2 separate regions of the Mus musculus genome follow, and region 1 is linked to region 2. The links are chromatin loops, found by intact Hi-C in ENCODE. Cell type or tissue: left cerebral cortex. All regions are shown on one strand.

Region 1 (8,000 bases), 270 kb before region 2:
CAGATGTGTTTTAGTTGTGGGTTTTAAATATATAGAGAAATCTTTAGACGATATTCCTCTTTGCTCTTGCAGCCCCTACTAGATGTAAATGTCCTGTTTCTGCCCCCTAGAACTGGGGTTTCCACAGCCAGCATTAACAAATAAATAACTTATAACTGCTTGTCACCTTCTTTCTTCAGTCGACTGGTGAGAAACGAGAAAACAGAAGAATGGACATCAGGACATGCTAGGTGATGCAGGAGGCGACCCTGCAGCTACAGGCAAAGACTGGCCAATCTGTCTGCTTCTAGGTTCCACCCCACCCAGCAGTCTCTCGTAGCCAAGTCATGCTCGCATGCATCCATCCCTTTCTCTCAGAAAAAAGGGGGTGGCCCTGGTGCTTGCTTCATGGGGATAAGGTTGGGGTGAGAAGCCTGTGCCCCCCTCACCTCACCTGTAATAATCCTCCTGACTTGGCAGATGGCCACCATGCATGTGTGGATGTCCGTGCAGCCACTGCTGCTCCATGGCTAGTCTCTGTAGCTCGGCTGACTGGGCATGCATGGCCTGAAGCTGGTGGGCTGCTGACATGGGGGGTGGAATAGCCCCAGGCAGGTCTCGGGGATAGGGGGTGCCTGCCAAGCGCAAAACAGGCTCTGCTACAAAAACAAGTCAAGGGAGCAGCCATGACCAGAGCAACCAAGACAGACCAGGAAGGAGGGGAGAGGGCTCAGCAGAGTGCTCACTCCCCAGCAAGGAAAGCCGAGCCAGCCCTTCCCAGGCTCTACAGAGCTTCCCCAGGGGCAGGGCTGCTCAGCAGAGGCCCTGAAGCCAGGAGCTTATACCAGCGACTCCTAGACCTCATGCCCAGACCTTGCCTGCCCTCTTCTCCTCCTCCCCAGACCTCAACCTGTCAGGTGCCTGCAGCCCAGGCAGGCCTGGTTCCTGCCAGGCTATTTTGCTGTGCATTTATGGCCTCTGTACTTCAAACCCTGCCCAGCAGTCTACCTGCCTGGTCCCTATGTGCAGTTGGTAAAGTGAGCTGCTGATCTGACTCAATCCCAACTTCCATTTGGAACCCCACGTTGTCCTCCAGTGATTTCTTACCAAAAACTGGGTGGCGCAGCATCTCGTGCTCGTGAGGGGGCTGTCCAAGTAGAGGGTTAGGGAGGGTGCCCGGGGGATAGGGGAAGCGAGCTAAGTGAGGGCCAGCAGTCAAGGGGTCAACCAGGGGGTGAACTGGGCCTGCTGAACCTAAAACAAACAAACAGACAGACAGACTCAGGTCCAGATGTAGCAGGTGTATGGCTCTGGCTCTCCTTCCTTTGAGTCCCACTGTGACTTCCCTTTCACCCAAGATGGCTCTGGCTCATGAGGATGGGAACTATCACCTGGCTGCAGAGTCCTGACCTCCTTTTGGGGAGTACAGTAGTAAGGCGGAGAGCAGTACAGAGCTCAGCCCTGACCAGCCATTTCTTGCCACCACGCCTAAAACAGCTGAGCATTGTGCGTCTTTGAGAACCCAGCATAGGTGGACGCAGCTCTAGCTCCTCAGCTCACAGCTAATGCCATTTCTTCTTCATAATCTATGCAGTGTATTCACCCTGGTCAGTCCTGTCCTGGGTCCCCGGTGAGGAGCACTCAACCTCAGGCCTTCTGTGGGCCCTTCTGGCTGCTCACCCTGGCTTACTCTCACCCATTGCAGTAGCCCTCTGATCTCAATGCTGCCCCACTTTTTGGACTCATAGCCAGCCTCCCTCATAACCAATTCCATGAAGCTTTGAAGGGAGTGAGTGGTACCTGCTGTGTCTGCCTCTGCCTCAGACCAGTCTTCCCGCAGCTGCCTAGAGAATGGACCTTCAGGAACTCAGTTCCCAAAGGACAGAGCTGTGCTTTGCCTGGCCACTGATTCAAAGCTAGTGGAAGTCCTGCCCTCCGCCGCACCCCCTCCCCACCCCACTGTGGGAAAAGAGGCATTTTCTTTAGGTAGCCCAGTGCCTATATCCAGACCTGGCTCTGAAGGCCATGAGAGCCCTGATCTGTTGTCTCCTACCCACAGCACAGGACTAGGCTTCTCTAGAGGCCTCTCTGCCGAAGGAAGCCCAGGTGTAGAGCACAGAAAGAAGTGTGATTCTTGGACAGAAGCTGCCTCCAGCCTTGCTTCTGAATTGGGTACACACCTTGGTGGAGAGGATCCTGCTGGTGGAGGTGGAGGTGGGAGTGGATGTGTGAATGCTGGTGATGGTGTGGAGTGACATTAAACATCTGCAGTCGTGCCAGGGGGTCGCTGGTGAGTGATGCCATACGCTCAGCATGGATGCGCTCGGCTGCCAGTCTGTCTGGGTAACTCATCTCAGGCCGCAGCTGAGGACCTGCTAGTGCCAGTCTCTCCCGCTCCAAAGGGTTGAGGCCCGGGTGGAAAGAGGCAAAGGGGTGGGGGCCAGCTGCAGGAGGGATGGTGAGGGCGCTGTGCCGGGCAAAATGCTCCATGGGGTTGGTGGCTGGGTGCAGGGGGTCCAGCTCTGGGGGCTTCACCTCAAAGCCTGGCTTCATCCTCTCCCGCAATTCCCGCTCCCGGATCTCGCGCTCTCTGATCTCGCGCTCTCGGAGCTCCCGCTCGCGGATGGTGGGATCAACATTGTACAAGCCAGGCATGTGGTAGGCCAGCAGGGGGTCGGTGGGATTAAGGGGCATGTAGAAGGGGTGGTTGCGGTTGGTGGGAGACATGACATGAGGCCGAGCATATTCGCTCAGTGTCCGGAGGGCAGGTGTGTCAGGCCCAATATATGGGGGCACAGCAGCGATTGTGGTCGGTGGTGGCTCGAAGGAGGGTCGCATGTGACCCGGGCCACTGAGCTGAGGGTCACTAAGACGGCCTTCATGTGCAGAGCTGGATGCCTTCTGCTGAAGTAAAAAGGGGGGTCTAAGTCGGGCGCTCACTACAGAGGTAGGCCAATTTAGTCCCTTCACCCCAACACAGTGACAAGGGATCTTTGTCAGGTCAGGCATCAGGACAGCCCAGACTCCACTACCACACTCTGATCTGTGCCTGCCTGCAGTTCCCCTTATAGTGAGGATGAGTGCATGTGTGCACTTGTGCTAACAGTTACAGCTGTGTATCTATGCACCAGAGAGCCAAGCAGGCTATGAAATCTACTGTGATGAAATTTCAAATGCTGCCACTTCCAGATTTGGCATCCCTCATACTTCCTGGTCAAGCAGGTACCAGATACCCAGCCCACAAGTGGGCTTCAAAACAGGATGCCCCTGTGTATCCCCACTCCCCTGTTAAATCACCCCTCCTGTCTCTCTGACACCTCAAGATTAAGGAGGAGACAACTCTATAAGCTGCAAGCAAAGGACCAGTCAGAGTCTTGACTGCCGGGCAATAAATAGCTTACAGCCTAGAGAACACTAACAGCCTGGGATCCATGCCAGTCGCCACGCCTGGCTGGGGACACTGCTTTCCTGCTTGTCAGGCCCCTTCAGGACTCACAGCAGCGCGCTCTGCCTCCCGTTCCCGCTCTCTCTCCCGTTCTCGCTCTTTTTCCTTCTCTTTCTCCCGCTCCCGTTCCTCTCGGGCTTTCTGTTCAGCCTCCCGCTTGGCCTTCTCAATGGCCTCCTCCCTCTTCTTGGCTAGTTTGGATCCAGCCAGAGGCATGAAGTACAGGTCTGTCCGTGCACACGAGTTGTAGCCCCGGTCCAGGTGTTTGTAGAACCTAGAGAGGTAGCAGGTCTGGTTGGGGCTCCTGCTGAGGGCCGCACCCTTCCTCGCCTCCACCAAGTCCACCCACACCCAGGTGGGCCCACGGTCCTCAGAAGCAGTACCTGGCAGACTGGCTGGCATGGCTGGGGGTGTCCACTACAGTGGGCTCAGGGGATGGGCTCCTGGGGGGTGGAGGAGGGCTCTCTGGCTCCTCAGCTTCATCCAGAGCCTCCTCCTTGATTTGCACAGCAGGGAGTGGGCAAGATGGCGCCCCAGGAACACTGCCTCCAGAAGACACAGCAGCAGAGCAGGGTGGCTGTGATGAGGAGCTGGGCCCGGCAGGAGGGGTGGAAGTGGGGGGGCAGGAGGGCGGGGTGATGGGAGGGGGGCCTCCAGGTACGAAAGGGTGCTGGGGAAATGGGGATTGGGAGGGCACCTGGTGGAGGCCAGTGGTAGGATGGGAGGCAGCAGGAGGTGGTAGGCTCTGGCTCTGGGTCAGCCCAGGTGGCTGGGCAGGTGAAGAGGGCAAGGGCTGGCTCTGAGGCATGAGTTGTAAGGGTGGAGGGTGGGCTGAGGGAGGGTGGTGTGTGGACAGTGAGCTCAGGGGTTTCAGGGCTGGCGGGGGTGGCAGATTGGCATTCAGAGAGAAGGGGGAGGGGCCTGAGAGGTGAGGCGGATGTTTGTGGGCTTGTGGTGCTGGAAGCTGGGGAATTGGTGTGGTGGGTGGGGGTTTGATGTGAGGCATAGCTAAAGGGGCAGGAGGCAAGGGCTGTTCCCTTGGGGGCTGTTGGGGCTGCAGCGCTGACTGCGACGCTGGAAGCTGTATGGTGCTATGAGGATGAGCTGCTGCCGGGGAGGGGCCCAGAGGGCCCTGACCTTGGGAGGGCTGGGAAGGAAGTCCAAAGGGCTGAGGAGGTCCTGGGTGCTGTAACAGGGGTCCAGTCTGTAGGCTGTGAGGGCCAGGCGGGCCCTGACTGTGCAAGGAGGGCTGGGGGTGAGGTTGTGCAGAGCTCTGGCTAGGCGGTGCAGTCATAGGCTGCAGTGGAGGATGAGGTGAGGGCAGCCGAGGGGGGTGCAGGGTGGGTGCCTGTTGGATGTGGGTGTGGGCTGCAGGTGCAACTGTAGACTGAGTCTGGTTAGGGGGCTGTGAGGTTGCAGGGGAGCCCTGTGGAGGGACTGCAGTGGCAGAGGGTGTGGGTCCTTGGGTGGGAAGCTGGGGTGTTCCTGGAGGGGCTGTGGAGGGAGCCGAGGCAGCACCACTGGGAGCTTGCAAGGCTGGGGGCTGGGCCTGCAACATCTGCTGCTGTGCTGATGAGTCCGAGTCACTCTCATTATCCTGAGGGCTGGGGATACTGGGAGACGTGCTGCGATTATCCTGGTCAATGTCTTTCGGGTCACTGCTGCCCTCATCGTTGACACTGCGACTGTCCGAACTCTCCCCCTCTCCTTCAGAGGGAGAGTTGGGACGGCTAATCTCCTAAAAGCAGAGAAGCAAGAGATGTAGAAAGTAGAGCTCTGCACGCATGGCTAGTGTGTGACACAACCAAGGTCTATGCAGAGGCAGCAGGGAGCTCAGCTCTTGCCCGAAGAAGGCAGGATCCAGACTTGTTCTTTCCTGGAAGTTAGGCAATGCCTTCCCCAGGAGGACCTGAGCTTGTGTGCAGTGGAGGTGGGGTGTCAGGGTGTCACAGGAGCCTCACCTGGGTCTTTGTCTTTTTGGAGGTGATCCTATCAGTGTCTTCTGTGTCAGAGGCCACCTTCTCCCGCTGGCGCTTGGTGCTCTTCAGAGGGGATGCAGCCTCTTCCTTCACCTTCTACAGTGGAAGCAGAAGAGATGAGAGTTTGTGGACGCTGCTCTCCAAAGGGCCAATAAGGGGGCCAAAGGAGCAGCTAGCTAGAAAGGAGAATCCTCGGCCCTAGGAGCCTACCAACCACTCCATTCTGTCTCTGGGGCCTTGGCAAATTTGTGGCAGAAGACCCCATTTCTCTAGGCCCTAGCCAGGGAAATGTCAAGGCCCAGATGGGAGGGAGAGAGCAGGGAGCTTCCACTGCACCCCAGTCCCTGACCTTGGCTGACTTCTTCACTGTCTCTGCTTTACTGTCATTGCTGGAAGTGCTAGCAGCACTGGGGGAGTTCCGGCCACTGGATCGGATGTCTTCATTGATGGGTGAGGCACGACCATCAGGACTGGTGGGCTGCTTCTTCCGACCACTGCGTAGTGTAGACATCTGCCCCTCCAAAACCAAACAAAAGTGAGAATGGACTTCCAGGCCCCACAGATGCCATCTAAGTCTAGTCATTGGCAAGGTAGGCTCAACAGTGAGTTCATAAATTCACCCAAACCCAGAAACACATCCTGAGGGAAGACCTCGGAAATGAGCAGGGCTCTGAGGGGTAAGGAGAAGTCAGCTGACTGCCCATGCTCACCAACAAACCACACCACAGAACATCTGTGGATTAATCAAAAGGACAGAAGTCACCCAAGGAGACAAGGCTGTGAAGTACTGCAGGCAACTCGCACAGTTGCCTGGCTGTGGCTCAGCTGAGGTCAGACCATTCTGTTCACCTGCCAGAAAGGCCCTCGGAGAGGTCAGTGCTGGGGAGAAAGATCCCTCAGTGCTCACTGCCGCAAGCCTCAAAGACCCTCGCATGGCCCTAGACACACCTGACCTAGGTTAAACAAAGCTGCAGCCATTGCTGTGCTCCCCCACCCCACAAACAGGGGTTCTCTGTGTCGCCCTGGCTGTCCTGGACCTTACTCCATAAACCAGGCTGGCCTCAAATTCAGAGATTGGCCTGTCTCTGCCTCCTGAATGCTGGGATTAAAGGTACCACATGTAGGCAGGTTGGCTTTGAGTTTACGGCAATCCTTCTGCCACAGCTCCCAAATGTTAGGATTATAGATGTGAGCCACCATGGCTAGGTGGACAAATCTTCACTAACCTATGTAAAAATGTAGGATCAAATTCTAAGAAAAAGAAACTACGAAGTTAAAAGTTAGAGATGTGCCCATTGGAGGCAAGTGGCGTACATGCCCGAGACAAGAGTTCCGAGGGCCCGGGGGAGGTGGCACTGGATTACAAACAACACCAAGCTCCCTGAGCACTCCATGGCCCCAGTCCACAGGCAAGGCCACTGCCTTCAGGGAGGGCACGTGTGTGTGTGTGTGTGTGTGTGTGTGTGTGTGTGTGCGCGCCCCCGCTCACCGAGCCCCGGCTCCGCCGCGTCCTCATGCTATGCTTCCCACTGAGCCCATCGTCCTCCTCCTTGACAGGCTTGAACATGAAGGGCGGGGGGTCCACGGGCTTCTCGATGGGTGGCAGCTCACCGTACTTCTTGAAGTGGATGCGACAGTCCGTGCACAGTAGGATGTTTTCCCGGCCCCCGTGGTGCCAGTCTTTGGAGGCTACATGAGTGGAGGCAGGCAATGTTGGAAACCATCTGTCTCTGGGATATCTGAACAGAGGGGCCCTTCTGTGGGCTCCACTTGACCCTGAGTCACAAGAGTGACTATGAGCTTGGATAGATGCCTGCCCCTGGACAACCCAAGCTGATGAGGGGATTCCACTGGCCAGTCCCATGTAGCCACCTCTTTCAGATGATAACCACTGCTCAGGAACAACAGAAGCTGCCCCCTCACCGTGTATGAGTCCCTCCTACCCAGTAAGTTAGTTCTGAGTACAGCGTAGCTCACCGGGAAGCAAGTCAGAAGAAGAAAGGCTCAAGGCTTTCAAGCAACCCAAGCATCAAGTCAGTCAGTGCTCACCACGCTTCCATCCAGCACATGAAAGGTTCTTAATCTGGCAGCCCAGAGCCTCGCCCGGCCCGGGAGTGAGCACCTGCCCTGCATGGAGGGCACCCGAGGCCACTTACTGGTGGTGAAGCAGTGACGGCAGGCGTACCCCTTCAGCTCCTGTTCGCTGTCCTCACTGTCAAAGTCATCCTCACTAGCTGAACTCAGGTCCACTGTACAAAGATGGGCCAAAGTGGAAACAGAAGAGACACCATCATGTTCAGCTGGGAATGGGACCAGCAGTAAAATAACCACACATACTGAGGTAAGCATCAGTCACAAAGGCTCATTTTTAATTCCTCAGGAGCTGTCACCAGAGCAAAGAGCTTGCACCTGTGCGGAAAGTACTCAAGGTCCTGCCCTGCTAGATTTTGGGAGGCTGATGTCACTCACACCTGAATCCTGTGGTGGCCAGCACAGGTGAATCTGTACCCACAATGCCTTCCTCGTACATCCGAGCAGCCTAGAATTCCGTCTTATTGAACCTAGATGGCTTCTGGCTCTCACAAAGCAGAACACAC
Region 2 (8,000 bases):
GTAGGCTGTGGTTTAAGATGAAACCCAGGAAGAAAAGTCACTCTTCCTATAAAGGACAGTTTGGCTCTTTCAAATAAAAAGGCTTTATTTCTGAGAACACATAAAAATTTGAGACAACCTGCTTTCCAGTTCTGGGAGACTTCTATTACTACACTACACAAACCAACATAACAGAACATCCTGAAAGAGAATCATGTTTTGTTTCCAGCCTGGAGCCCATCTTCCCGGCAACGATGTGCTGATGGCAAATCACCCTGCAGAGCTGCAATGGGCTCCTCAACTTGTTCCAAAGAGTCTGCTCTAAGCCTCGGCCAAAGTGCCAGTCTGACACAGAAAAGTAGCTTTATATTTTACTAACTATATTTGTTCATCTTTTATTATTTTATTTTGTAGTATGTATGAGTGATTACTTCATGCCTGGTGCCTGTGAAGGCCAGAAGACATTAGGTCCTATACAACTTAAGTTACCATGATGTAAAGCATCGTGTGGGCTCAGGGAACAGAACCTAGACGAGCAGGCAGTGCTCTTATCCACTAAGCAATCTTCCCAAGCCTCGGAAAACGAGTTTTAATCTTGTTACCACCAAGTATTCTACCTGTGAACCGAAAAGTTACCATCAGAAACTGTTCTTAATTGGAGATACACTCAGTGGCAGGGCACGGGTCAAGCAGTCAAAAGGCCCTGTATTTGATCCTGAGCAGCACACAATAAAAAAAAAAAAAAAATCATCTATTATACTAACAAGTACATTCATTCTTTATGGTAACAAAAGCAACCCAATTTATATGCATAAGCTGAAGTTGTCACTTCTGGGTAAATACAGAAACCATCATAGTTTATATAGGCTGTACAGAAGTAGACGGTGGGCTATGATGGTTTCTCTATATACAAATAATTGTGAGCGTGAATTTAAAAAGGAAAAAATATTTTATGGCACAGAAAATTCAAATGTCAATGTTCATAGGTAAATTTTTATTGAAAATGTTCGTGTCTGTTCATTTACTTATTTGCTTATGTCAACTTTTGTATGTCATAGACAAGGTTAAAGGAGGCTTGAGAGATGGCTAAGCCATTAAGAGCACTTACAACTCTTACAGAGGACCTCTATTTGATTCTGAGCACCCCACAAGGTAGCTTACAACCATCGTTAATACCAGTTCCAGGGAATCTGCTACCCTCTTCTAATCTCCTCAGGCATGCACATGGTACAGATACATCCAGGCAAAACACTAAAACATATAAAATAAATTAAATCTTTAAAAATAAAAGAGGGCAGGGGAAGGTGGCTAGGCAGTGGTGGCACACACCTTTAATCCCAGCACTCAGGAGGCAGGGGCAAGGCATCTCTATGAGTCTGAGGCCAATCTAGACTACAAAGTGAGTTCTAGGACACCCAGTGCTGTTATACAGAGAAATCCTCTCATGAAAAACAAAGAGGCAGCGTGGAATTGGAAAGTGGAATGTATACAACAGAGCCAGCAAAGCCCAAAATATTTACTCTATGTCCCTTTCATGAAAGGCTTTCTATTTGTAGACATTATATAATGACTACTCAACTTCCTTTCTGTAAAAGCCTTCAATCAACTTCCCTTTTCACCCCTTCTAAGAAAAAGTGAATAGAGAAGGGTCAAGGGGCATGAGGCCCTCACCAAGAGAGGAGGAAGTGTGGAGAGGGAGGAGGAGGAGGAGGAGGAGGAGGAGGAGGAGGAGGAGGAGGAGGAGGAGGAGGAGTAACGGACAGTTACCTTATGTGCTTCCTGTGCTTACGGTGTGGGAAAAGACCAGAAGCGGGCTGACCTGGACAGCGTCCGGAAGCTGTGAGCTAATGCCCATAACCAAAGCTAATGCACAGGATGGCCGTTTTAAAACAAAATTTACTGGGTTGTTATTATTATTATTATTATTATTATTATTATTATTATTATTATTATTATTATTCCTTGCCTGCATGTGTGTCTGTGTGAAGGTGACAAGTCCACTGGAACTGGAGCCTCAGACACTTGTGAGCTGCCATGTGGGTCCTTCAGAAGAGCAGCCAGAGCTCGTAACACCAGCCCCACATAGGATTATCATTTGAACTCTTAATCGGTTTCTTTCCAAAGAAATGGCTGTACCTGTTATAGGTCCAACAACAATTTAATTTAACCACAGGGACTGGGTGACAGGCAGGGGCACAGGCACTCAGCTGAGCTCCCTGTGGAGCCCCTAAGCGGCCTCTCAGTCTGCTCATCTGCCCTGCCTGTGCTTGTACAGGAATCTGCAGATATTAGTGTGCTTTAACAGGCAGGCTTCCCAGCAAGAGTGATAAACTGGAATTCGATACAGCTAATAAATGCAACTGAATAGCTTTGTTTTAGCCAGTCCTGATGGCACAAGTCAACAATCCCAGCACGTAAGAGAATCGAGACAGAAGAATCAAGAGTTCAAAGCCAGCCAGAGCTATGTAAAATTCTATCACAAAAAACTAAAGCATATGGGGCTAGAGAGCTGGGCCACTGATTAAAGTAATTTCTGCTCTTCTAAAAGACCTAAATTTGGTTCTAAGCACCTATGTCAAGGCAGATCACAAGAGCCTGCAACAACAGCTGCAAGGGAGGCAACACTCTCTTCCGGCCTCCATATACATGCTGCATACACACACACACACACACACACACACACACAGACAAAAACTCATTTAGAGGCTGGAATGATGGTAAATGCACTTGCCACCAAACCTGATGACCTAAGGTAGATCCCTTGGGACACATGGGATAAGGAGAGAATTGACTCCCACCAGCTGTCTTTTGACTGCCATCATTTTCTACCTGTGGTTAGGCTTGTTATTAGACTGAACAGAGCTTTGACCTAAAAGAGTTACAACCATTTTTTTTAAGGAAAAAAAACAAATCATCCTCTCTCTCTCTCTCTCTCTCTCTCTCTGTGTTTATGTGTATTTTCTAAATAAATAAATGTATATAATAATTTTTAAAGGCTCATTTAGACTTGAAAACAGTTCTTTCCAGACAGACTTGATGGCTTACTCAGATGACTCAAAAGTACATGAGGGAGCAGGAACACAAGTTTGAAGACAGCCTAGACTGCATGCAAAGATCAAAGTGAACAGTTTAACAAAACTCTATCCCGAAATAAAATTTATAAATGGCTAAAGACATACTTCAATGCTTAAAACACTTGCCTTATATGCTGTGCAAGGCTCTAAGTTCAATCCAAAGAAGAAGGGGGGGGGGGACGAAGGGGGGATGAGGGGGAGGGGGAAAGGGAGGGGAGGGGAGGGGGAGAAGAGGAAGAAAACAGTAATAACAACAATGATGCATGGACTAGAATTCCCTGGAATATACACACCACACACCTTTAAGACTCTGAGGGAAAGATCAGGCCTATTGGCACATACATGTAATTGCAGGTATACAGGAGGCTAAGGAAAAAAGAATTCTAAGTCCAAGACCTGCCTATGCCAATATATGAGACCATTAGTTTAACCCCTAAAGGTAAATAAATTAAAGAGGAAGTGATTGGTTTAATACCTTTGAAATACTGCTGAATGTAGTGCACATAATACCTAAGGAACTCTGGAACATTTGGCACTGGAAGACATCAATCCATTGGGCATTTACAATTTCCACTCAGTTGTTGAAAATGTCAGTTTCTAGCAGAGGGTATGCCTAGTTCCTACCTAAGAAAGGCTTGCAAACACCAGCTATTCCCTTCCTTTTGCATTTGTTCCACAAATGCCCAAAAAGCAAATTCAGTTCAACTGAGCGAGTCAATAAAAATCCCAGCTTTTATATGGCAGTGTGTTTATACCAGGCAAAGTCATTCTCTAAGGTCAAATCATTATGATGTATTATCTAACAAACTTTTTAAGACAAACCAGATCACTTCTTTCCAAAACTTACATTTCCAAAAACCTGGAAAACCATGTGGGAAGATCCCAAAGCAAATACCTGGATTGTTTTTCCAAATGAAAACTTAAGAGGCAAGAGGACGAATACGCTGAGCTGCACTGCCCTCTAGAGTCTCCTTCTGATACTGTTCTTAGCCTTGAAATAATTAAACACTAATTATAAAACTCTTCTAATTACACAAGTGCTCAGTATTCTAATATTGTAGGCTGACCTTTTTAGTGGATTAGTAGTAGTTGTTATTAAAGCCTATAATATTTCAATTACTATTATTAAAGGTCAAAAATACTTGCCAAAAGAGAAAGGACTGTACCCAAAACAGAATTTTCTAATTTGCATTTCTTTTAAAAAGTTTTAAAAGAATTCAAACTGAAGCTATCCATAAAACAAAGACCACTTGGAGCATATACTAATTAGCTCCCAGAGCCAGGAGCACAAGCTCAGCCAAAAGAGCCACCGCTCCCACCAGGGAACCAGCCCCCCTTCCTCCCTCTCCCCCTCCCCCTTCCCCAGCTCTCATCAGCCCAGGCAGCTCCTCACAGCTCCTGCCTCTCCTCCTGCCAGGCAACCAGGATTCCAAAGGGATCCTGAGGAGCTAATGAGAAGCCATGGCCACTAAGACCTGTGTCAAAGCACACACTCCAAGGCCCACTTTTCCTGAGCACGCAATAAGCAACACGGTAAGGACAGGAAGTAAACAAGCTGCAATTCCTGATACTGAAGAGCTAATCAAAAGTTATTCATTAATGTTATTCATTAATGTGCACCACTGGCAGTACTGGGTGGGTGGGGCCTTGCTTGTCACAGTGAGTGACCAGGGCTTGTTTTAATCTACATTTGTCGTCCTCCTAAAAAGAAAGAAAAAAAGATTTAAAGAGAACCATCACTGCTCCTGACAGTGTTATTGTTTCTGAACAGCTATCCTAATTCTTGCCAGTGCACAAAAGAAATCTTTCAGGTGAATATGGGGAAATCATTGAGGGGCCCAGACCTTTATATTCAATACTCCAAAAAAAAAAAATTGAAATAGGAAACCAAACTAATGCTTCATACCTAAATGTCCATTTTTACTTTTGAAAATCACCTAATAAAAGTAATCTTGAAAGTGGGTAATCTTTAATCCCAGTACTGAGGAGGAAGAGGCAGGTGGATCTCTGGGTTCTCAGTTTGAGGCCAACCTGGTCTACAAAGCAAGTTCCAAGACAGCTAAGGCTATACAGAGAAGCCCCATCTCAAAAGATTAACAAAACAAAAAACAAACAAAAAAAGTAATCTGAGGTTCCACTGCAATGCAGTAGATGAGCTGAGGGAGGGAGGGAGTGTGAAAGACAAAACGCCTGCGAGCGCTACAGGTCAGCAATGACGACGGCCTGGGTTTGTAAAGTAAAGCTGTACACATGAACCTATCTACACAAGCCTGCTTTCCCACAATGACAGAATTGAGACTGGATACTCCTATAGCCAGCACTGACACACCCGTCAGCCTTCTCCAGACGGACACTTAGAGGATGCTGTGTTTATGAGCTCCATCTCCACTACATCCTAATACTGGAGATGAAATGATGTGGACTCACAGGAAGACCTGACAGTGTAACAGACTCAATAGGACTCTTCACCTTAGGCTTTTCAAGAGATTCAATGACAAGTCCAGTGTTTTCTTTTTCTTCTTTAAAAATTATTACTGGGCTGAAGTGATGGGTCAGTAGTTAAAGAGCACTGACTATTTATTCTTCCTGGTCCTGAGTTCAATTCCCAGGAACCACATGGTGGCTCACAAACATCTGTAATGGGATCTGATGCCCTCTTCTGGTGTGTCTGAAGACAGCTACAGTGTGGTCATATAAATAAAACAAATCTTTTTGTTTGTTTGTTTGTTCTTCAAGACAGGGTTTCTCTGTGTAGCCCTGGCTGTCCTGGAACTCACTTTGTAGACCAGGGTGGCCTCGAACTCAGAGATCCGCCTGCCTCTGCCTCCCAAGTGCTGAGATTAAAGGCGTGTGCCACCACCGCCCGGCAAAACAAACAAATCTTTAAAAAATAAAATTTAAATTAAAAAAAATGGGAAAAAATATTATTTCAAATCTGATGCCCTCTTCTGGAGTGGCTGAAGATAGCAACAGTGTGCTCACATACATAAAATAAATAAATCTTAAGAAAGAAAGAAAGAAAGAAAGAAAGAAAGAAAGAAAGAAAGAAAGAAAGAAAGAGATGCCTACACAGACCCTCCCTTCCCTTATCTTTGCTCCAGAAATTAGGAGCTCTGAATTTGACATGTGCAATGATGTCTCTTTTGCTTGTTTATCCTGTTCTGCCTCTGGACCATCATCACACATGGGTTCCCTCTGCCCAAAACAGACTTCCATTTTCCTCACTGTGACACCCACTTTTCAGTCAGGGTTCTCAAAAGGAACAGAAGGAATATAATTTTTACATTAAAAGGCTGTGGTCTAGATGGTACAACAATGCTATCTCCTGAAGCAAAGGACAAGAATCCAGTAACTGTTCACTCCATAGGACTGGATGCCTCAACATTCTCAGTGTCTGATGCTAGAGTTACAGAGGGTTTCCTAAAGAACTGCTGGTCTTCACTGCATGCTAGAATTCCTAAAAGTAGGTTCTAGCAGGGGAGGGGACAGAGAAGGGACGGCAGGACAGACCAGTAACAGGACAGACAGTGCCACTGAGAGTGAAGGCAAGCACAGGAAAAGCAAAGCTTCCTTCTCCCATCTTCTTTCTGTGGCATTGGGCAGCAGCCAGAAGGCATGGTCAAGCGTTAGGGTGAGTTTTCTTACCTCAAATGATCCAATTAAGGAAATCCCTCACAGTTAAGCCCAGTTGATTCCACAACTTGACAACAAAGATTAGCCACCATCCTTTGGGTCTCAAGTTAGTTCTCTCTTGCTGTGAGTCACCTAACAACCTCAGAACACCACACGCTACCAAAACTGTATCACTTCATATGCTTCAGACAAGCAAAGTCTCTTCACCACAGTAAATCCCAAAGAATTAGCAAGATTTCTGGAACAAAGCAGACACTGGCTATTAGCTATCAAGTCAGTCCTACGTGGGAAGAGAACAGAGTGACTTTCACCAAGTGCACGAAATGAGCTACGAAAGGACAGACTTTGGCGTGGACATTTCATTCAAACTGCTCATCAGCATACACGCAATAAAGCATGCTTCTTGGTCAAGATGTTTGTGCAGGAATAGAAACCCTGACTCAGACAGTCGGTAAGTTTTACAGCTTGCTTTTTCAGCCTTTTCTCCTTCTTTTTAAACAAGAGTCTCACTATCTAGCCTCGGCTGTGCCATTAAGTCATTAAAATGAGAGGGAACACGACTGACTAAATCATCACCTTCTCTAATGCAGGACTCTTCCTATGCTCAAAGCACTTAGCCAACAGCACACTAGAGCTCACAAGCCACACTCCATACACATCTAGCCATCAACCTGTTCCCGCACTGTGTATGTAGTCCAGCTGACTTGGAATTCCTCTTACACCCCAGATTAGCCTTGGCTCACAGCAATCCTCCAGCCTCAACCTTCCCCAAACTTATATTATAGGCATGTGCCCACCAGGCCTTGTCCTTCATCTGACTGTGTTGTTACTATTATCCCCCCTCCTAAAAGTTACTGGAGATGACAAGATATACAGCATATATACCAACACTATACTACACAGATACATAGAATCTCATATAAAATTGAAACCATTTCTTTAAGAAAAACACCATCATTTATCTTGACTAATTTTTAGGCAATGAAAACTCAAAAGTGAAATTATTTGTCAAAAGACATTCTGTGGGGAAATGTGAAGCTGAGTCCCCATGCTCCTGGCTCTCCTGAATATTCTTCTCTCACCACATACCTCAAAGATCTCTTCCTGTTCATTTTAACACAATTACTGCCTTAGTTCAAAAGCTCAGTTTGCGGTCTTGGTCATGGTCACTACTACAATCTCACAGTTTAGTGCTGTCTCAAACACTGTGCCCTGCCCCCACTCTATCCCCAAAGCATTGACAGATGCACCCTTCATTTCCAAACAGTCTCCATGCTCTAGCCCAAACACAGTCTGAAAATTCCAGAGAAACTG

What was found. Hi-C counts contacts between places; a loop is a spot of excess contacts. Peaks named below come from ENCODE experiments on the same cell type or tissue, not always from the same donor. Only the 100,000 strongest peaks of a DNase experiment are listed, where the experiment ranks them.
Region 1: a loop joins it to region 2, with 3 times the contacts of the local background. A loop is called at or near these places in 16 of 42 quality-filtered maps.

What each region holds. Positions count from the first base shown.
Region 1 is chr4:150,611,639-150,619,638 of GRCm38, reverse strand. It overlaps Rere (arginine glutamic acid dipeptide (RE) repeats), which reads right to left. Exons shown (of 23, transcript NM_001085492.1): 14 at 7,560-7,652; 15 at 6,893-7,092; 16 at 5,753-5,914; 17 at 5,386-5,499; 18 at 3,808-5,162; 19 at 3,476-3,698; 20 at 2,160-2,880; 21 at 1,087-1,233; 22 at 434-614; 23 at 1-183. The coding sequence ends at 150. Among named protein-coding and RNA genes, the nearest start is that of Slc45a1, 37 kb to the left of the region's middle. In left cerebral cortex, no CTCF peak of the experiment used is centred here; a DNase peak (open chromatin) is centred at 3,389; H3K27ac peaks cover 398 bases.
Region 2 is chr4:150,343,504-150,351,503 of GRCm38, reverse strand. The region is part of intron 1 of Rere (arginine glutamic acid dipeptide (RE) repeats); the gene reads right to left. Among named protein-coding and RNA genes, the nearest start is that of Rere, 66 kb to the right of the region's middle. In left cerebral cortex, CTCF peaks have their summits at 4,023 (motif pointing left), 5,752 (motif pointing left) and 5,993 (motif pointing left); DNase peaks (open chromatin) are centred at 4,007, 4,403 and 6,995.